2 separate regions of the Homo sapiens genome follow, and region 1 is linked to region 2. A link is a loop called in an ENCODE intact Hi-C map of the cell type or tissue named here. Cell type or tissue: Caco-2. All regions are shown on one strand. Links, peaks and the distances in the headings refer to the core of each region. The heading gives the core; the rest is flanking DNA. Region 1 holds the start of FLACC1 (flagellum associated containing coiled-coil domains 1). Region 2 has its middle 25 kb from the start of CASP8.

What was found. Hi-C counts contacts between places; a loop is a spot of excess contacts. Peaks named below come from ENCODE experiments on the same cell type or tissue, not always from the same donor. Only the 100,000 strongest peaks of a DNase experiment are listed, where the experiment ranks them.
Region 1: a loop joins it to region 2, with 9 times the contacts of the local background. A loop is called at or near these places in 83 of 110 quality-filtered maps.

What each region holds. Positions count from the first base shown.
Region 1 is chr2:201,350,684-201,362,007 of GRCh38, forward strand. FLACC1 (flagellum associated containing coiled-coil domains 1) reads right to left here and starts at 6,662. Exons shown (of 15, transcript NM_001127391.3): 1 at 6,299-6,662; 2 at 609-768; 3 at 28-99. The coding sequence starts at 721. In Caco-2, for the core only: no CTCF peak of the experiment used is centred there; a DNase peak (open chromatin) is centred at 6,708.
Region 2 is chr2:201,230,167-201,241,490 of GRCh38, forward strand. It overlaps a transcript of CASP8 not described here. Among named protein-coding and RNA genes, the nearest start is that of CASP8, 25 kb to the right of the region's middle. RefSeq lists enhancers at 2,019-2,268, 4,366-4,485. In Caco-2, for the core only: a CTCF peak has its summit at 6,366 (motif pointing right); no DNase peak of the experiment used is centred there.

The sequences.
Region 1 (11,324 bases), core at 5,279-7,778, 120 kb after region 2:
AACAAAACAAAACAAAACAATACTTACTTTGGGGAAACAACAGGTTTTGTTGGTTGGAGGTAATTGTGATTTTTTGGAGCTGGTACAAGAGGAGTTAGCCTGAAAGTGAAAAACAAATAACTAAAACAAGAACATTGGAAATTCGGAAACCCTTTTTAACACTCCCAGATTAAGTACATCCCTATAGTGACCCAAAATTGGAATGCATGATCTGATAGCTGGAATCTTTAAAATCTGAGGCCTTTAAAACTCAGGCCCAAGGCCCTGGCACTTGTTCACTGTCCCAGGAAGAGTTTGTCCCCCGATTCCCAAAGCTCTTTATCCCACATGAAGGCGGCAGCTGCCATCAGGGCCCTTTGGTTGGAAGCTGCACTTTGCCGTTGCACCAACACTGAGACTTCCTCATTTAAAATGGCACAAACCCCAGGCAGGGCTGGCAAGATGAGGGTGCAGCCAACCAGCTGGCAGGGAAGCTGGGGAAAGCGAGGCTTTCTGGCCCACCTGGGATTTTCCTGCCACACTTGCTGTTTTAGAAATCTTGTGAGAGAAATGAGGCTACAAATGGATCCCAAGGTCCCTGTGCCTACCCCATCCCAGATAATTCTTACTTGGAACTCCCTGTGGAGTTCTTGCGTGGTAGTTGAGGGGTCTTGATTAGCTTCCGTGGTCCCAAGTTCCAGGGGTCCCAGCAGGTGCAGTAGATGAGAGGGTTGGGGTACATGGCCAAAGGTCAGGGGGAGTCTTGGCTGCTAGATCAGGAGGCTCTTGCTGAAATTGAAAAACAACAGCAGAAGGTTAAACCATTTAGAATCAAAGCAAAAATACAGAAGAATTGGGAAGAACCCAGGGAGGACCCAAAGAACAATGGTAGATTCCAGAAGCTGTTGATCTGGTGCAGGGTCTTGACTATAGGTTAACAGCTCATCCCTTTCTACTCAGTAGACTTGACTTGAAAGCAATTTAAACTTTGCCATAACTGGCTGGGCATGGTGGCTCACGCCTGTAATCCCAGCACTTTGGGAGGCCGAGGTGGATGGATCACTTGAGGTCAGGAGTTTGAGACCAGCCTGGCCAACATGGTGAAACCCCGTCTCTACTGAAAATACAAAAATTAGCTGGGCATGGTGGCACACACCTATAGTCCCAGCTACTCAGGAGGCTGAGGTGGGAGGATTGCTTGAACCTGGGAGGCAGAGGTTGCAGTGAGCTGAGATTGTGCCACTGCACTCCAGCCTGGGTGAAGAGTGAGACTTCGTCTCAAAAAATAAAATAAGATACAAATAAAAATAAAACAAAATAATTAAAATAAAATAAAATTTGCCATAGCCGAGTCCTTGCTGTGAGCCAGGTAAAACTGCTCAATTATTGTTATGCTGATACTATAGATGAAGCTACTGAGACTCAGAGAAGTCACGGCGGCAGCAAGTTGCAGAGCTGGAAACAAACACAAATCTCTTTGACTCCCAAGCTCCTTCCTTTCCAGCAGGCCACACCAGTTCTCACTGAAGGGAAGAGAAATTCCCACAGCAAGTTCTGCACAGAACTTCCTGGAAAATTAGTTCTGCTGCTTGAGCTACAGTGCAAATGAATCTCCTCGTTTCTCATTCCTGGTCACCTTCTTGAATTACAGAGTGGAAACTCCTTCCCTGGCTCCCAAAAAACAAAACCCCTATTATGAGAATCTTGATGAAAGAAAACTATCAGATAAACATGGTGGCTTGACCACACTGGCTTATCTTCTTTCTTTTCCAGAATCCAACTAAAATTAGAGTACAGCATTAAAAGAGATTTAGTTCCACAAGAGCAAGAAAATGGGAGAGGAGACAAGATTGCACAAGGGATGTCCGTACATGTTTGGCATAGTAACTAGGGCTCTCTCCATAGCTCACTATAGCCTATGTGCCTGCAAAGACAGGGTATGAACAAGATGGAGCCAATTCACACATCAGAGGTCCCAGAGGGTGCAGGACTTGGAACTGGTAGATTACCTGATGATATTGACAGGCAGCTGGTAGATGTGTAGGAGCACATGGTAGGATGAATACTGTCCCTTTCCCTATACCGCATGTCCTAATCCCTGGAAAGTGTGACTATGTTACCTTACATGGCAAAAGCAGCTGTGATTAAATGAAAGATCTTGAGATAGAAAGATTAACCTGAATTATCAGTCAGAGAAGATGTGATAATGGAGGAAGAAGTAGGAGTGATTGAGGAAAAGGTCCAGGAGCCAAGGAATCGGGGCAGCATCTAGAAGCTGGAAAAGGCAAGGAAACGAATTCCCCCTGGAGCCTCCGGAAGGAATGCAGCTCTGCCGACCTCTTGATTTTAGCTCAGTGAGGCTCATTTTGGACTTTGACTTTCAGAATTGTAAGATTGTTGCTTGAGCCACTACATTTGTGGTAACTTTGTTACAGAGCAACCAGAACCAGAGCATTTGGGAGTGTGGGTGAGAGATTGGCAATAGAAACATAGAAACCTAAGAAAATAAAATGTGCAATTACTCCAGGTTAAAAAATATTGAATGAGAAAGTAAACATAATCATAGTATGGCACACACTCATATGTATCAAATGTAAATACTTAATAGTGACTTAGCCAAAAAGTGAACTGTGACTACATGGGAAGAATGAGTGGAATGGGGATGTATAAGAGCCAAATCCTCATCTGCTGTACCAGAAAGAAAAATTAACATACGGAGCACAGACAAATTACTTGGAAGTATGAGGTAAATAAAATTCCAAAGAAATAGATAGCAGAGTTGAAAATAATTGCCTCTAGGAGCACATTGAGAAGTAGAACTGACAGGTCAGGGGATGGGGCAGAAATTGAGACTTTTCCTTAATGAATTTTTAACATTAGTTGATTTTTAAATGATGTCAGTGGATATTTCTTTTCTCTTTTCTTCTTTTCTTTTCTTTTTTCTTTTCAGAGTCTCACTCTGTCACCCAGGCTGGAGTGCAGTGGCACAATCTTGGCTCACTACAACGTCTGCTTCCTGGGTTCAAGCGATTCTCCCGCCTCAGCCTCCTGTAGGTGTAGGCCTCCAGCCTCCTACAAGTGCCCACCACTATGCCTGGCTAAGTTTTGTATTTTTAGTAGAGACTGGGTTTCGCCATGTTGATCAGGCTGATCTTGCACTCCTGGTCTCAAGGGATTCTCCTGCCTCGGCCTCCCAAAGTGCTGGGATTACAGGCATGAGCCACTGTGCCCAGCCATGTCAGTGGATATTTCATTAGTAATAAAAACAAATGCCAAAAATGTTATAAGAATCAATGGCCTAACAGAAGCATTAAAGTGATAGCAGATTTAACTCAAATGTCTAAGTCTATGATTAGTTTTCAATATTACACTGGAATACATTTGCTTAAGAACCTGCTGAAAAAATGAAATCAACCTTTGTCTCCAACACGACTGATGCTTGAGAAACCCACTGATGGTGTCTAATGACCTTAAGAGCTACAGAGGACCTTAAGGTTGAATCTGTTTTACATATGAGGATACTAAAACTCACTCACTTGTAACTGCTGCTTTAACAGTACAAATCTTTAGAGGCTCGTGCTGTGAGTCCTGTGCTAGATGCTGGTTGGACCTTGCCCTCAGGGAGCTTGCAGTCAGCAGAGGAGTCGGCAGAAAGAGAGCTAAGTGAGCAGTGGAGCAAAGGCAAGAGACCTGGCCTTGGAAGAAAGGCAGCGTGTGCAGGGGTTGGCTGGGCCAGAGGCCTGGGACTAGGGAGTCTTCTGCAATAGAGGTCAGGGCTAGAAAGGAGTCCAGGGCTAGAAAGGAGTCCAGGAGACTGGCTAAACAGCAAAGGCCTGAAGAGCAGGTGACAGGGCCGCCATTTATAACTGTCCATACTCCACTGGGTTTGGGGGCCTGTTAGGGCCAAGTCAAGGAGATGAGGTCAGAGAAGCAGATGGGATCGAGTGCCCAGGTGGGAAGATGATGCTACAAGGGGCTGGAATTCAGGTGAGAGTCTGAAAGAAGGCTACAACAGTAGCAAAAAAGAAACTGCTTCTGCTTAGAACCTTGTATCTGCTTCCTGTACGAAAGGAGCCAACCCTGAACTTGGGAGATTTAGCAGGAGTCCATGGGGCAAGAAGTGAGAGGCTAAGGCAGGCCCACTTCTAGCAACTGCCTTCTCTCTTCTTGAAGGCCAGGACTCCACTATGGAGTGCTCTCTGTGCCTCAACACCTCCACTAAGCCTTGCAAAGTGGCTTGTCCACAACGGGCATTTGATGAATATTTCTTACCTGACTAGTAAACTTAGTGGTTGTAATCAGCTCATCATGGTGGTTGGGGCTAGCTCAACAAAGAGAAAAAGATGGTATGGTGGCTGATGCCTGTAATTCCAGCACTTTGGGAGGCCAAGGCGAGAGGATCACTTGACGCCAGGAGTTCGAGACCAGCCTAGCCAACAGGGCGAAACCCCGTCTCTACTAAAAACACAAAAATTAGCCAGGCATGGTGGCACATGCCTGTAATCCCAGCTACTCGGGAGGCTAAGGCAGGAGAATCACTTGAACCTGGGAGGTGGAGGTTGCAGTGAGCCGAGATCTCACCACTGCACTCCAGCCTGGATGACAGAACAAGACTCTGTCTCAATAAATAAATGAATAAAACAAAAAACAAAAACAAAGAGAAAAGAGATTCACAGATGAAACTGCCAAAATGTTGTAATCGTCATTACCATATTATAAATAACATTAAACATTTGCATTCAAAAGCCAGAAAGCAGAGGTAAATTGTATGGGTGATACAATCACTCAGTGGAGTTTTACATAGATTTTCAATGATCTTTGATGAATGTGTAGTTGTTTCCTTTTCCTCTTTCCCATGATAAACAATGTCTTGGTATATATTCTTTTGCTCTTAAGAAAAAAAAAAAAGAAGGCCTCACAGGTGTGGTGGCACATGTCTGTAATCCCAACACTTTGAGAGACTGAGGTGGGAGAGTCGCTTGAGGCTAGGAGTTTGAGACCAGCCTGGGAAACATATCGAGACTCTGTATCTACAAAAAATTTTAAAAATAGCCTAGTATGGTGGAGTGTGCCTGTAGTCCCAGCCACTTGGCAGGTGGTGCGGGAGGATCACTTGAGGCCAGGAGTTTGAAGTTGCAGTGAGCTAGGACCACACCACTGCATTTCAGCCTGGGTGACAGCACAAGACCCTGTCTCTAAAAAATAAATAAATAAATAAAATAAAAATAAAGGCCTTTTTCTTTGAACACCCATGGGAGTGATACTCAAAATATTTAACAACCAGTAAGACAAGGCTATTGAATAATCAACCAGGGTTGGAACAGGGTCCTGGGAGATCTCACTCCCACCTCCATGCCAGGCATTAACCCCTTAGTTGCTGAATCATGAGGTGGTCTGGGGGTGCCAGGGGAGGAGTTGGGACAACCAAGGTGGCAAGGAGGACATGCAAGGGGCTTGGACAATGGTCATCTACCAATCAATATGACAGTATTTTATTTATTATTATTATTGTTTTGAGACGGAGTTTTGCTCTTGTTGCCTAGGCTGGAGTGCAATGGTGTGGTCTTGGCTCACTGCAACCTCTACCTCCGAGGTTCAAGCGATTCTCCTGCCTCAGCTTCCCCAGTAGCTGGAATTACAGGCACCCGCCACCATGCCTGGCTAATTTTTGTATTTTTATAACGATGGGGTTTCACCATATTGGCCAGGCTGGTCTCAAACTCCTGACTTCAGGTGATCCACCCATCTCAGCCTCCCAAAGTGCTGGGATTACAGGTGTGAGCTACCGTGCCCTGCCTATATGGCAGTATTTTAATATTTCAGTAGCTAAAATCAGCCCTTGACTTCTCATAGCTTCTTAAGTGGGAACTACTTCTAACAGATTTTTGGGGCATCCTTCCAGAAATGTTGTGAGTGCATATAACCTTAAATGTTTTGCATATAGAACTTAACCTGTAGAGAAGCATAATAGATTTTTTAAATTATTTGCATAAGTGAGAGCATACTTTGCACACAATGTTGCATCTTGTTCTTTTTGTGTAACAGGATATCTAGTTGATATTTCCATGTCATCACAGATAGATCTGCATTTACAGTGGCTTGACATCATATAGCTCTAATTATAGAGGGGTGTGTGAGTGTGTGTAAGGATTTTTTCTCCCCCTTTTTTCCCTTTCCTGCACTTCTACCTGATGATTTTACCTGAGGCTTGCCCTAACAATAGTCACCAGTGAGCCGGCAGAGGCTTCAGAGAAGTTACTGGTTAGTATTAATAATCAGTAGAAAAAATAATATAAAACATCTTTTCCAAAGAGCTTACCTTGGACTGCCCAAAGATCTGTTATTCTCATGTGGCCCAAGTCAAACATCTTAAAGAAACCACCATGTTAGAGAGAAATGGTTCCCCATCAACACAGAATCAGAGTTTACTTTAGATCAAAAGCCACTTTAGTGGCCATTCCAAGTGGTTGAAATGCCGAAGGAGAAAATTCACAGTATATGTACTGCGGGAAGACAGACTTCTAGTGAATCCAATCAAAGGCTTTTACAAAGGCTGGCCTGGCACAAACATGAATTTCCCTTCTAAAGACAAAACAGTTGAAGTTTCTCAGTATTGCAATGAAATTAAACTAGAGGAGAAGGTCACCCCACCATTCAGATTCCTGTGACTTGGGCCTGAGTTGTGAGGTTTGCCCTTGGGAGATGGCAGGCCAAAGTTTGTTTATTTTGTTGCTATGGACACAGAACAGTAGCTCCTCATTGGCTCAGGGCTCTTTTCTTCAAGAGAGAAGGTTGGGAGAAACAGCCAATTAAATTCTCCAAGACACAAATCAGTGACCACCCTCAACAGCAAAGAATTCATACTTTTAACACTGGATTTCCACTTTCGTCATCAGTCATGGGACAAAAAAGTTTAAGATATATCTTCAGAGGAAATAGAATTCAACAGCACTTTTAGGCTTCATTGGTCTATGGCAATAGTTACCAGGCAGGATCTGTGATGGATTTTTAATTCCTCTGTGATCTACTCACAGAAACCTAAAACTCTAGACACTTTTTTCCCTCGAGTTTAAGGCTTTGAAATCTGTGAAAGTAAAAATCCCCCAAGGCAGGAATCTTTTGCAGTCACAAGGTTTTCCGATTTTTTTTTTTAAATAAAGCTGCTTTTTCTTACTATAGAAAAAAGTACTTGCTTATTACAACCCAGTGGCTTTCATTTTAGTTTTACTGCCACTCATTATAAGAAATACATTTTACAAATTTTGTAATAAAAAAATTTCATGAAATAATACTCTTATTATTTGCTATTCTCTTCTATTTCTTTTTCTTCTTTAAATTAAAGCTGATTATAATCCACTAGATTGATTTCATGATCCTGGTGGGTCACAACCCCTAGCTTACAAAATATTGTTATAAATTCATCTATTCACTCAACTTCACATTTGTTGTCTACTGTGTGCCAGGCACTATTGCTAGGTGTGGGGATATACCTCAGTTCTTATACTCAATACAACTTAGAGACCAATGAGAAAACAGACAATAAAAAAGCTCAATAAAAGCATAATTAATTTTTTTTTCCTTTGAGACAGTAGCTCACTCTGTTACCCAGGCTGCGGTGCAGTGGCAGTGGCAGTGCAGGCTGCATGCATAGCTCACTGCAGCCTTGACCTCCTGGACTCAAGCGATCCTTCTGCCTCAGACTCCCAAGTAGATGGGACTACACAGGTGCACAGCACCATGCCCAGCTAATTTTTTTTTTTTTTTTTTTTTTTGAGACGGAGTCTCGCTCTGTCACCCAGGCTGGAGTGCAGTGGCGGGATCTCGGCTCACTGCAAGCTCCGCCTCCCGGGTTCACGCCATTCTCCTGCCTCAGCCTCCCAAGTAGCTGGGACTACAGGCGCCCGCCACTACGCCCGGCTAATTTTTTTGTATTTTTAGTAGAGACGGGGTTTCACCGTTTTAGCCGGGATGGTCTCGATCTCCTGACCTCGTGATCCGCCCGCCTCGGCCTCCCAAAGTGCTGGGATTACAGGCGTGAGCCACTGCGCCCGGCCGCCCAGCTAATTTTTTTGACTTTTAGTATACATGAGGCCTTGCTATGTTGTCCAGGCTGGTCTTGTACTCCTGAATTCAAGTGATCCTCCTGCTTCGGCCTCCCAAAGTGCTGGGATTACAGGTGTAAGTCACCATGCAGCCACAATGACTCATATTGAGACTTGCCAGAAGCAGTGGGAGTTCATAGCAGGAGTTACTCTTCTAGTCCAGTGAGTCAGGCAGCAGTGTTAAACAGAGAAGAGATCTGACTAGATCTACATATCAGAAAGATCATTCTGACTGCAATATAGGGAAGCAATTGGAAGGGCCAGGAAAACCAGGTAAAAGTCTGTGGCAGTGGTCGTCATGGGACCTGACGATGGCCCTGACTGAGGAGCAGCAGTGGGGATGGAGAGAAGACATGATAGAACTTGGTGATTGACTGGATGCTGGGATGAGCGAAAAGGAGAAGGTGATGATTCCTGGCTTTCCAGCTCGAGCAATTGAGTTGACCGTGGTGCCATTTATTGAGATAGGAAAGTGTGGAGGGATAAACAGGTTCTAGGGAGCAGATTATTAGTTCAGTTTTGGATATGTTGAGGTGCAGGGAGACTAATAGACAAGTGGTGACGTCTGTTAGAGTTTCTTACATATTTTAGAAGTTCAGAGGAAGATTCTGGCCTAGAAGCAGATTTAGGAGTCTTCAGAGTGGATACTATTCCAAGCCAAGGGAGCGAGTGAGATCACATATAGAGAGAGTATTGTGTAAGGAGAGAAGAGGGTCTAGAACAGAGCTCTGAGGACACCAGTATTTACGACAAGATTTCTCAGTGTGGGCCATGTGTAGTTAAAATGCATAGACCTGTTGCTTGATTGCAAGTGGCTTACATCAAAGAGGTTTATTAACCTCATGAAATAGAGTCTGGAGGCAGTGCTATCAGAGTTGGTGCAAAGATTCAGCAATGTCCTTGGAGAACTGGGCTCTTTCCATCTCTCTGTTATGCCAGCCTCGGTGTGTTGATGGAGGGAAGCGTCTTGGTTGCACTATGGCTGCTTCAACTCTGAGCACCATGAACAGGCTAGATGAAGAGAGACTTTCAAAGATTAAAAGGAGGGAAATAACTTAGAGAAGAATTGATAGACTCTATTAGTCATCTAGACAATCTGTCTCCATCCAGAGATTGAATATTTACTTTGAGTGTGTTTAATGTGTAAAATTTTATATTTAAATCCTTTCTTATGATTAAAAAAAAAAAGCAGCAGGATTTGGGTCTTGAGTGAAGCATGGCTAAAAACAGAGATACAGAGGAAGTAAGTGCTGAAGGAATACCCCAGCCACTCGACTTGGCAAAGGCTCAGCACTAATTACTACTACTTGGGTATCCCCATTCTCCTTTCATCTTTTTGGACATGAGTAAAGCTTCGCCAGTTCCAAAACAGCTGAGGAGAAGGAAATGAAGGTGTTTAGGGGCTAAGTGTTAAGTGCTCTTCTCTTGGATGAAATTGGGGAAGTGCTGGCATTCTCAGTAACTTCGCCTAAAGCAAAGTGTCTTACTATTTGGAACAGAGGTGGAGGAGGCCACCAATAGTAAAACAAAGTATAAGTTGAAAAATGAATGAGAGAAACTGCAACTTAATTCTGACAGCAATATTATCAAAATTGGTCTGCACAGGGCTTGGGGAAATAGATATCCTCTTGTGTGATGCTGCAGCATTCACGAAGTGGCAAACATGGTCAGCTGGGAGCATTCGGAGGCTTTCCATCTGTGGAGCGCTATTTGTGGCTCTATGAGAACACTCCCAGTGTGGAAAAGACAGTGTTCTCTTAAGAAGCTTGTAATTATCTCCAACTTGCTCACTTGCTCAACTCTCTTTGATCTTTGGCTTTCAACATCTGACTTTAGAGTGGTGCTATGCTAACTCCCATGGATCATCCTGAATAGACCCGACCAGGTAGCCACAGGAATCCCGTGAAAGCCTGTAGTGCTACCCTTGCACCTAGAAAGAGGGGCCACTGTTCTGAGCCCTGGGCTTTAGAGGGCTCTGCATAGGACAGGCACACACAGAAACCTACATTTGTTCAAGAATACGTGGGCCCGGGCTGGGTGCAGTGGCTCATGCCTGTAATTCCAGCACTTTGAGAGGCCAAGGTGGGTGGATCAACTGAGGTCAGGAGTTTAAGAACAGCCTGGTCAACATGGTGAAACCCCGTCTCTACTAAAAATAAAAAAATTAGCTGGGTGTGGTGGTGCATGCTTGTAGTCCCAGCTACTCGGGAGGTTGAGGTGGAAGAATTGTACAAACCCAGGAGGCGGAGGTTGCAGTGAGCCAAGATCGTGCCACTGCATTCAAGCCTGGATGATAGAGCAAGACTCCATCTCAGAAGAGGAAGAAAACAAAAACAAAAACAAAAACACACGGGCCCTTGATCTGGAGCTCAGCTCTGAAACAGCAGGAACCATAACCCTAAAGATTCACTCTCATCATTAACCACATTCAGGTCTCAGGGAATGCTTCACCACATCTTTTACCCTTTACCTTCAAAACAAAAGATGACTGTGCCCAAATACTGTAAAGGTTTGTGGGTGATGCTGCTGCTGAGATCAGACACAGACACTGCTTTGGAGTGCAGGAAAGACTGGGGCAGCAGCAGTAAGGTAAGAGGAAAGGTAACCTGTCAAAACCTCTCAGATAGCATGAATGCAAGATTTGTGCATAATGAAATATATTTTCCAGTGGTGCTGAGCACCCATTTTTTGCTTCTTTTAATGCCTTAATTTGCAATTCCACAGGTATTCGCATACAGGAATGGTATTTGCAAGAGCTACATATGGTGGCTGAAGAACATTGTGCAATATGCATCCTGAGTACCCTTACATTTATATATATGTAGATCTAGATGGAACATGAAGCCTGGTACCAACTCTTCATATTACTGGATAGATCTAAAGATTGTTTGAGAGATGGTAAAAACAGCCATAGAAGTGGTAGTGAATTATATGAAATTAAAATACTCCATAGCATTTTCTGGCCTATCATAATGTTTGAATGTGATGTGAAAATCTTGCTTTTGAACAACTTAGTGATTTTTCTGAGAAGGCAAGACGATCAAATTTTGTGAAACAATACTTTGATTTTTATATATTTGGGTTTTCTGTATTTTTCATCATCTCATAACACCTTCGGGGTGCTTTCTTCATAACTTCTTAAACTAAAGAACAAAACACTTCATGCTATTGCTGGCACCATGACCTGCCAGCCAACAGTTGTATTTCAGCATCTTTTCTGAATTTGCACAGTAACATTTGCTC
Region 2 (11,324 bases), core at 5,026-7,525:
TGTGGCACCTCCCCACTCTCTTGGTCAAGTTCCTGCCATGTAAGATGCTTGCCCTTGCTTTGCCTTCTGCCATGAATAAAAGCTCTCTGAGGCTTCCCCAGAAGCAGATGCCACTATGCTTCCTGTACAGCCTGTGGAACTGTGAGCCAATTAAGCCTCTTTTCCTTATGAATTATCCAGTCTTAGGTATTTCTTTGTAACAGTGTGAGGATGAGCTAATACAGTTTCCTACACTGTAACCTAAGGCAATGCTTTGCACAAAGGGATGAACCAGATTGCTTAGTAATTAAAACACAAATACAAACCACAAGCATATCCATTCATGAATTGGGGGACAGCTTTTATTTGATTCTGAGTTCTGATACCTGCTGCTTTGCTTTGTTAAAAATGTGCTAGTTCTCATTCAGCTTCCTATCAGTCATATCACCAACCAACATGTATAACATGTACAATCTGCCAGGTCAGGAGGAAACTTATGGATACAAGAAATGTCCCTCCCTTCTAGGAAATGATAATCTGCTTTGGGAGAGAAGGCAGGTACTTTTTGGCAAAAGTGACATAATAAAATAATCAAAAAAAGATGGATCTTTTTTTCTTTTTTGAGATGGAGTCACGCTCTGTCACCCAGGCTGGAGTGCAGTGGCGCGATCTCGGCTCACTGCAACATCCGCCTCCCAGGTTCAAGCGATTCTCCTGTCTCAGGCTCCCGAGTAGCTGGGACTACAGGCACCCACCACCACGCCCGGCTAATATTTTGTATTTTTAGTAGAGACGGGGTTTCACTGTGTTAGCCAGGATGGTCTCGATCTCCTGACCTTGTGATCCGCCTGCTTCGGCCTCCCAAAGTGCTGGGATTACAAACATGAGCCACTGCACCAGGCGAAAAGATGGATTTTTTAAAAAAGGTGTTAGGATAATCAGGTCCCCACCTGCAAGAAAGTAAAGTTAGAAGCCCACCTCAGACCATGCATACCAGCACAAAAATGTCAAATGGCTTAAAGATAAAATGTTAAAACAAGTCTAGAAAGGTATTAAAAGAAAATATAGAAAATACAGCACCAGCAAAAATTTCCCTACACAAGATGTAAAAGCCAGAAGTCATAAAGGAAAAGGTTGATAAATTAGAATAGATAAAAATGTAAAACTTTTGTATAATATAAGACACAAAGAATGAATTTAAAGACATACAATGAAGGTTAGGAAGATGAAGATGTTTTGGCGATGAGTGGTGGTTACACATCAGTATTAATGTACTTAATGTTACTGAACTGTACACTTAAAATGATGAAAATGGTAATTTTTATGTTATGTGTATTTCATCACATAAAAAAAGACATGAAATGAATCGGGGAAAATATTTGCTACATAACTAAGAATGAAGGCCCTTAATAAAATCTGTAAAACTATACACACTTTTAGGAATGAATCAACAAATAATTTCTATGAATTAGAAAAAAGTGACAATCCAACTAAAAAATGAATAAGGGATATAAGCAATGTGTTTCACAGAAAAAATAAAAATTGACAATGAAGTTATGAAAAAATGTTCAGTCTCCTTAGTAATTGCACAAAACAAACTAAAACAATGAGACATTACCCCTAAGATTAGTAAATGTTAAAGAAAAATAATAATTGGTGAGGGTGTGGGGAAGTGGGCACTTACACCTATGTTTGGAAATATAAATTGGTGCAACCTTATAGGGAGAGCAATCTCACAACATTTTCCAAAGACTTACATGCACAACCCTATGGCAGAGAAATTTATTCCTCTTCCAGGATTTTTTTTCCTTCAAAAACAGTGATGTGGATGAAAAACACATGTTCACTACTGCACAGGGTATAACAGCTGAAAACTGGAAACGATAATACTCACATTCCCTTCAGTAGGGGAATGGTTAAATAAATTTTACAAGCCATCTGGTAGATACCAGGCATGAGCTAAAAGTTAGGGTCCAGTTAGAGATGGAAAGCACACCAGTAATTTGAAAGGGAAAATGTAATATGAAGAATTATTAACTAGTAAAAGAAGGCTAACTGCTAAAGGTACAAGAGCACTCAAGCTGTCTGCAGTCAGCAGGCCCCGGCTGGTGAGCAGGAAGCTGCCCGCTGGGAGGCTGCCAAAGTTCCCTGAAGGTGAGCACCACTGGTTCTACAAGCTGCTGGCAGTCATGGCGTTAAGAGCAGGAAGAGAAGCACCAGAACCCGGAAGAGAAATCCAGTCCTCTGCTAGGCCTTGCACCGTCCCTCTGGCGCCCTCTACTGACAAAGCCAGTAAAATTGTGCCGCTAGCAAAGGAGATCTTTTTATGGGATGTAGCTTGGTGTCACCAAAGAGAACAGAGTGGACTTGGAGCTCAGATGCAACACAATGATTGATACTGGCACAGTATACTTACCCTGCTTTTGTAAACAAAATGGTATATGTGATGTCTCTCTTTGTCTCTCTGTATATAAAACAATATTTGTTTCTACTTATTATGTATTTATGTCTTTACTCTGCATGCCAGGAGCTAAGTATTTTGCATGTATTAACTCATTTTGTTCTCATAATAACCTTCACATGCAGGAATCATTATAGCTACTTTATGAATGAGCCGAGGAAGGCACTGAGACGTTAAGTAACTTGCCCAAGGTCACGCAGCTAGTAAGTGGCAGAGCAAGAATTACTATGGCTTTATAAGCCTAGGAAAAAGTCTGAAAGAATCAAAATGTTAACAGCGGGGACCTCAAGGAAGCATTGAAGAGGCCATGGGAGAAGTTTTCACTTTGTTAAAAAATCAGTCCTTCAAATAAATAAATACAGTGAGGCTTCCCCAGAAGCAGATGTCACTATGCTTCCTGTACAGCCTGTGGAACTGTGAGCCAGTTAAACCTCTTTTCTTTATAAATTATCCAGTCTTAGGTATTTCTTTATAACAGTGCTAGGATGAGCTGATACAGTTTCCTACACTGTAACCTAAGGCAATGCTTTGCACAAAGGGATGAGCCAGATTGCTTAGTAATTAAAACGCAAATACAAACCACAAGCATATCCATTCATGAATTGGGGGGCTGCTTTGTGTGCATAGATAAGGTATATTTTTTAAAAAAATTATTTTTCCAAGAAGAAAATAAACCAGTTAATAAACGACAACTCACAGTGCCAGGAAGTGAGAAACAAGTGTGTGATAAACGGTGGAGAATGGGAGCACTCTCCGCAGTGGGCGGGAGGAGACGAGGAGGGCGTTCCCTGGGGAGTGGCAGTGGTTGGAGCAAAGGTTTGGAGGAGGTAAGTCATGTGCTCTGAGTTTTTGGTTTCTGTTTCACCTTGTGTCTGAGCTGGTCTGAAGGCTGGTTGTTCAGACTGAGCTTCCTGCCTGCCTGTACCCCGCCAACAGCTTCAGAAGAAGGTGACTGGTGGCTGCCTGAGGAATACCAGTGGGCAAGAGAATTAGCATTTCTGGAGCATCTGCTGTCTGTGAGATTAAGCACTATGTATATTGCTTTATTCACTCCCCACAGCAACCTTACCAAGCAGTTCTTTTCCACGTGAAAAGATGGAGGCTGGGTGGAGCAAAAGGAGGTATTTAGAGTCCTCAGCAAGTGAGAGGCAGAGCTGGGATTTGAATCCAGATCTGCCTGATACTGAAGTCTAGGCTGGTTCCACCTCTCCGGACTGCTTTCCAGGGAGTAGAAGACAGATATTTTACCTTAGCTGGCTGCTTCTAGAAGTCTGACCCTGCTGGCTCAAAACGACTTTAGTTCCTTGCCCAGAGGCTGCGGGCTGCGGGTCAAGACATCAGTAGAAGGAGGGCCCAGCCAGAGAGGCTGACATGGGCTTCTACTCACCGTCATCTCTCCTTCCTTCCAGGAGCAGCCCCTGGGTGCGTCCACTTTCTGGGCACGTGAGGTTGGGCCTTGGCCGCCTGAGCCCTTGAGTTGGTCACTTGAACCTTGGGAATATTGAGGTAAGCCTGGGATTTCCAGAGGAGGTTTGGGGGAAAGAGAAGTGGTGAACGCTATTACTGTTCCCTATCTAGACACCAGTGGGCCGAGTGGAGCAGATGCCAGTTGGGACCTTCCCGCCCTCTCTTTGGTTATTAATCCATTATTGTTCCCTGTACACTGGTATGAGTGGATGGGGGAAGTATTTAGCCAAGTTTTTGAGACCTGTACTCGGAGCTAAAATGCATTGTCTTCCTATAGTGCGGGACCCCACAACTGTGGAGGAGCCGCAGGGGATACTGGGTAGTACGCAGACATTATGCACTAAATGACAATGGCTCACATAGTGAAAAGTTATTCTTTTTTATTTTTTTTTTTGAGAGGGAGTCTTGCTCTGTCGCCTAGCCTGGAGTGCAGTGGCGCGATCTCAGCTCACTGATATCTCCGCCTCCCGGGTTCAGGTGATTCTCGTGTCTCAGCCTCCTGAGTAGCTGGGATTACAGGCACCTGCTTCCATGCCTGGCTAATTTTTTTTTTTGTATTTTTAGTAGAGATGGGGGGGTCTCACCATGTTGGCCAGGCTGGTCTCAAACTTCTGGCCCCAAGTGATCTACCCACCTTGGCCTCCCAAAGTGCTGGGATTACAGGCCTGAGCCACTGCACCCGGCTGATTTCACATTTTTAGATAATATGACCACATTATAAAAATTTATGTATTTTTATATAATGTGACCACTAGATGAAAGCAATATACTTAGGCTTTTATTTCTTGGTTAAGTTCCTACTTATTATGAATTTACTCTGCATGCCAGGAATTCTAAGAATTTGCATGTATTAACTCATTTGATTCTCGTAATAACCTTCACATGCAGGAGTCACTATTACAGTGACTGTATGAATGAGGAAAGAAAGGCACTAACAGAATTGATTTTATGTTACTTAGGTCAAGATTTTATGTTATTTAGGTCAAGGTTAATTGTGTTGTTCAAATCTTGTATAACTCTACTGCTTGTCTGTCTTTCTTACCCATTATCGAGAAGGGAACATAAAAATCTTACACTATGACTGTAGATTGTCAATTTCTCATTTTAAATTAGGATCATTTTTCCTTTATGTCTGCCTTATGTGATATTAGTATAATGATATCAGTTGGTACATCTTTTTCCATCCTTATACTTTCAGTGTTTCGGTGTTCTTATACTTGAAATGTGTCTGCCGTAAGTGGTGTATTGTTCAAGTTTTTCTTTTATTATAGAAAAATGTATTCTGGAAGGTACTTTTCTTAAAATTACAGTATTTAGTCCATTTTCATTTAATGTAATTGTCAATATAATTGGGCTAAAATCTACTATATTTCCAGTTGTTTTTTATTCGTGGCATCAATTCACTTTTCTCTACTTTCTTGATTTCTTTTAGACGAATTAAGTAATTTTAGAAAGTTCACCTTACTCCTTTATTAGCTTGTTAATTATGCATGCTTTTAGTATTCTCTTAGTAATTGCACTTGAGTTGTACTACCTAATAGTACAGCCACATGTTGTTTAAAACAGCTTTACTGAGATATGATTGATATACAACAAATGGCATATAAAGTATATAATTTGATAAGTTTTGACATATGTATGACATATATGACAGTCATATAGACACACTCATATATATATTCATGTGCCATTTCAGTCAATGACCGACCACATATATGATGGTGGTCTCATAAGATTATAATACGGTATTTTTACTGTACCATTTCTATGTTTAGATATATTTAGATATGCAAATACTTACCATTGTGTTACAATTGCCTACAATATTCAATACAGTAACATGCTTTGTAGGTCTGCATCTTAGGAGTAATAGTCTAGACCATATAGCCTAGGTGTGTAGTAGGCTATACCATCTAGGTTTTGCATAAGTACATTCTATGATGTTGGCATAATGACGAAATCACTGACGATGCTTTTCTTGGAACTTATGCCTGTCATTAAGTGACGTATGACTGTATATATTTGAGTGGAACTATCACTGCAGTCAGGATAGTGAACATATATATTACCTCCAAAATATTTCGTATGCCCTCTTGAATCCTGTCCTCCTGCCCCTCCCCACCCCTGCTCCTTTTAGGCATTTAGTTCTGTAAATTTTCTCCTAGCCTTGCTTTAGCGGCATCCCATGCATTTTGATATTTTGTTTTGATTTTAATTTAATTCAATACTACATAATTTCCTTTTGATTTCTTTTTTGACCCATGGATTATTTAGAGTTGTGTTATTTCATTTCCAAATATTTGGGGATTTTCCAGACATGTTTCTGTTGTCCAGGCCAATAACAAATTCCTGACGCCATGAAGTCAAAGATCTAACTCCCCAGGGGGAGAGTTATGCCCAAGAACCATCGGTATTTTGTGTTAGTGGTCATTGCCAGAGTGAATTCCACAGTGTTTGTGATAAACCCTAATAATTCCACCAGAGGGCAGCAAGCCAACATGAAAATTCTATTAAAAAGTCTTTTTTTAGAGACAAGAGTTTGGCTCTGCCGCCCAGGCTGGAGTGCAGTGGTGTGACCTCGGCTTACCGAACCCTGGCCCCACCGCAGACTCAACCTCCCAGGCTCAAGTGATTCTCCCACTTCAGCTCCCCATCTGCGAGTAGCTGGAATATAGGTGCGCACCACCGCACCTAGTTAATTTTTGCATTTTTTGTAGAGATGGAGTTTCATCATGTTTCCCAGGCTTGTCTTGAACTCCTGGGCTCAAGCTATCCATCTGCCTCGGCTGCCCAAAGTGCCGAGATGACAGGCGTGGGCCACTGTGCCTGGCCAGACAGAAGTTTTCAAGTAAAGAATAAATTTAGCTGAAGAGCAGTGTCAAATTATTTCTATCCCCACCCTCCTGAATTAAATCTTCGTAGTCTCTGATTCTCTTTGTCATATTCTTAACCATTTGGATTCTTTTCAGTGCGTCTGTGTTTGTTCCTTTTCCCCAGTATGACCCCTTTCTATTTTTTTTTTTTTTTTTTTTTTTGAGACAGAGTCTTGCTGTGTCGCCCAGGCTGGAGTGCAGTGGCACGTTCTTGGCTCACTGCAACCTCCGCCTCCCAGGTTCAAAAGATTCTCCCACCTCAGCCTCCTGAGTAGCTGGGATTACAGATGCCTGCCACCTTGCCCAGATAATTTTTGTATTTTTAGTAGAGATGGGGTTTCAACATGTTAGCCAGGCTGGTCTCAAACTTTTGACCTCAAGTGATCTGCCCGCCTCGGCTTCCCAAAGTGCTGGGATTACAGGCGTGAGCCACCTTGTCCAGACCCTTTTCTCTATCTTTATGAAAACATCTCTCCAGTAGATCTTCAGAGTAAAAAAAAAAAAAAAAAAAGGAAAAAAGAAAAGAAAAAAGAAAAAGAAAAGAAAACATCCAGCAAGGTCTCGGAGGAAAAATAGAAAATTAGAAGACTGGAGTGAGTCATGTTGATTTTCTGGTGTAAAATTTGTATCGAAACCTTACATAAATACTGAAGAATTCACAAGTTGTAAATATACAGCTTGGTGACTGATTTTGATATCCAGACAGTTTTTTTCCCACTTGCACACACTCCCCGCAAGAATGCATGCTGGTTTGTAAAGTCATTAATTTACTGGTGCATCAGTGGATGGCTCTGTGTCTTCTGGCTTTATCTTGGCCCAGAAAGACAGGAATTAACGTTGAGCCTAGTAGTCTTTGGCCTTTGTGCCAAAGCAGTCTGTGGGCCAGCCTTGTGTAGTGATCAAGCAGTATGTTTAGATGTCAGGCATGACACGGGTTAAAAAGCCAGCTAGGGGAAAAATGGGAAGTGGCATTTTGCGATCTCATCAAACAATCTTGATATAAACTTAGAGAACAACCTCTTGGCAAATGGAGAGCAGCTGTAGGTTTCTGACTGAATGTGCAAGAAGAACGTGAATGAAAGAGATATACTAGGTGGGAGCAGTCAGGGTAGACTTCCTGGAGGAAGTGGACAGTGTTGTGTGGATTCACACTTTGGAGATATCAAAGAGGAAGAGTATTCCAAGTGGGGGTAACAAATAACAAGGGAGGCAAAAAAGAAAAGTATGAGGGAACAACAGGATGTTGTCAGGAAACTAAGGCTGAGCTGAAATCCAGGTGACCCAGAGAAGCCTTGAGAAGGCTTGTGGCATCTTGTGGAGCAAGTGGGGAACTTGCTCTGTTTGAGAGAATATGCCTGGAATATATGGGATATCATTTAAATTTTCTAAAGGTTATCTACAAGATAATTTCAGAGAATATTCGCTCCCACCTCAGCGTAGGAAACAATGAAACCCTGAAACATTTATTTATTTATTTTCCTTGCTTTTCTTTTTTCTTTCTTTTTTTTTTCTTGAGATGGAGTCTTACTCTGTCACTCAGGCTGGAGTGCAGTGGCGTAATCTTGGCTCACTGCAACCTCCGCCTCCTGGGTTCAAGCAATTCTCCTGCCTCAGCCTCCCGAGTAGCTGGGACAATAGGCATGTGCCGCTATGCCTGGCTAATTTTTTGTATTTTTAGTAGAGACGGGGTTTCATCATGTTGGCCAGACTGGTCTTGAACTCCTGGCCTCAAGTAATCTGCCCGCTTTGGGCTTCAAAAGTGCTAGGATTACAGGTGTGAGCCACTGCACCCAGTCTTTTCCTTACTTTTTATTTTATTTATTTATTTATTTATTTTTTAATTGATCATTCTTGGGTGTTTCTCACAGAGGAGGATTTGGCAGGGTCACAGGACAATAGTGGAGGGAAGGTCAGCAGATAAACAAGTGAACAAAGGTCTCTGGTTTTCCTAGGCAGAGGACCCTGCGGCCTTCCGCAGTGTTTGTGTCCCTGGGTACTTGAGATTAGGGAGTGGTGATGACTCTTAAGGAGCATGCTGCCTTCAAGCATCTGTTTAACAAAGCACATCTTGCACCGCCCTTAATCCATTCAACCCTGAGTGGATACAGCACATGTTTCAGAGAGCACAGGGTTGGGGGTAAGGTCACAGATCTACAGGATCCCAAGGCAGAAGAATTTTTCTTAGTATAGAACAAAATGAAAAGTCTCCCATGTCTACCTCTCTCTACACAGACACGGCAACCATCCAATTTCTCAATCTTTTCCCCACCTTTCCCCCCTTTCTGTTCCACAAAACCGCCATTGTCATCATGGCCCGTTCTCAATGAGCTGCTGGGTACACCTCCCAGACGGGGTGGTGGCCGGGCAGAGGGGCTCCTCACCTCCCAGTAGGGGCGGCCGGGCAGAGGCGCCCCTCATCTCCCAGACGGGGCGGCTGGCCGGGCGGGGGGCTGACCCCCCACCTCCCTCCCGGACGGGGCGGCTTCCTTACTTTTTAAAAATACGTTTGTCTTCAACTATTGGATATCTTCATCTAATTTCTAGTGTTTTTTTTGGTTGTTGTTGGCTTATTTGATTTTTACTTTTTGGTTAATAACAAACCTTTTAAGGAGTTACATAGACTCTTATCAGTTTACTTTTCTAATTTGTTTTCTCCTGAATTCTCAGTTACCTTGGATTGATTGTGCTTTGGGTTCATCTTGCTTTTTCTTAGTGGCTACTTTCAGTTTCCTTCCTCTTCAGTTTGGCAATTTTTTCCCTTTTCAAGCAAGGAGCTCCTCCCTGTTGAGGCGTCACGGGTGGCGGGCAATCCTTACCCGGATCCTCCCACAGCTTGCTCTCTGGAAGCTCACACTGCACCGTAATTATGAAACTTTTGATATTGTCCCTGATGGCTTCTGATGCAAGCTGGGACAGCATTTGTCTGTTGATAAGTGAAACCAAGTTCCTGAGATCTGGCTCTCTTTTGCCCTTCTATCCAATACCAGCAAGGCCCTAGTTTCAGAGCATTTTGGGGACTTATGATCCCTTCTAGTTACCTCTGCATCTGTGCCCCTTTTCCCCTCAAATTAGTTCATAGAGATTTTTGAAGCACCCATGTTACTCAAATAGGCCCATTTTTAGCATGTGGGAGGTAAGGCCTAGATGTGAATCCCTCATAAGCCAGGCAGATCAAACTGTGTGTATGCATGCAGATTTGGCCCAGGAACACTCTTCTCCTTCAGGGCCCATTGTCTACAAGGACAGAAAAGAATTCTTAAGGCCATTCACTATCTCACATTTTCTGTTATTTTTCTGTCTTTTCCTTTTCCCCCTACCCACAGAGAAACATTAGAATCATTGCCCTTTAGAAGAGCAGAACTATGATGCCTCCTGTCAGGGATGGAACGAGGCATTCCATGCAGATGACAACCCAAAGAGAGCAAGAGTGGCTCTATTTATATCAGACAAAATCGACTTTAAGTCAAAAACTGTCACAAGAGACATTAAAGTATATTATATAATGAAAAAAGCATCAATCCACCATGAAGATATAACAATTATAAATATATGCACTCAATATCAGAGCACCTAAATATATGAAACAAACAATGACAGAACTGAAGGGAGAAATAGCCAGCCATACAAAAATAGTAGGAGACTTCAACACTGTACTTTAAATAATGGATAGAACATTCAGACAGAAGATTAATAAGGAAACAGGGGACTTAAACAACATTATAGACCAAATGGACCGAACAGAAATACACAGAACGTTCCACCCTACAGCAGTAGAACACACATTATCCTCAAATGCACATGGAACTTTCTCCAAGGTAGATCACAAGTTGGGTCACAAAACAAGTCTTTGCAAATTTAAGAGACTGAAATCATACCATGTATCTTTTCTGACCATGATGGAATGAAACTAAAAATCAATGGCAGAAGGAAAAATAGAAAGTTCACAAATATGTGGAAATTAAACAACACACTCTTGAACAACAATTAGGCCATAAAAATAAAAAAAGAAATTAGGAAATATCTTGAGATAAATGAAAAGAAAAGCACAACATACCCAAACTTACAGGATAAAAGCAGTACTAAGCAAAGAAGTACTAAGAGGTACTTTATTGCAATACACATCTGCAGTGAAAAAGAAGAAAGATCTCAAGTAAATAGTCTAACTTCGTGCCTCAAGGAGAGGAGAAGAAGATGAAGAAGAAGAGGAACTAAGCCTAAAATTAGTGAAGGAAATAACAAAGATTAGAGTAGGAACCAAGAAAATACAGAATAGAAAAGCAATAGAAAAAAAATCAACAAATTTTTTGAAAAGAATAACAAAAGAATTGGTTTTTTGAAAAGATAAACAAAATCAACAAATCCCTAGTTAGGCTAAGTAAGAAAGAGAGAAGACTCAAATAAACAATATCAGAAATAAAAGAGGAGACATTACAACTGATGCCACAGAAATAAAAACATGAGGCTATAATGAACAATTCTATTCCAACAAACTGGATAATCTAGAAGAAATGAATAAATTCACAAAACCTTCCAATCTACGATGA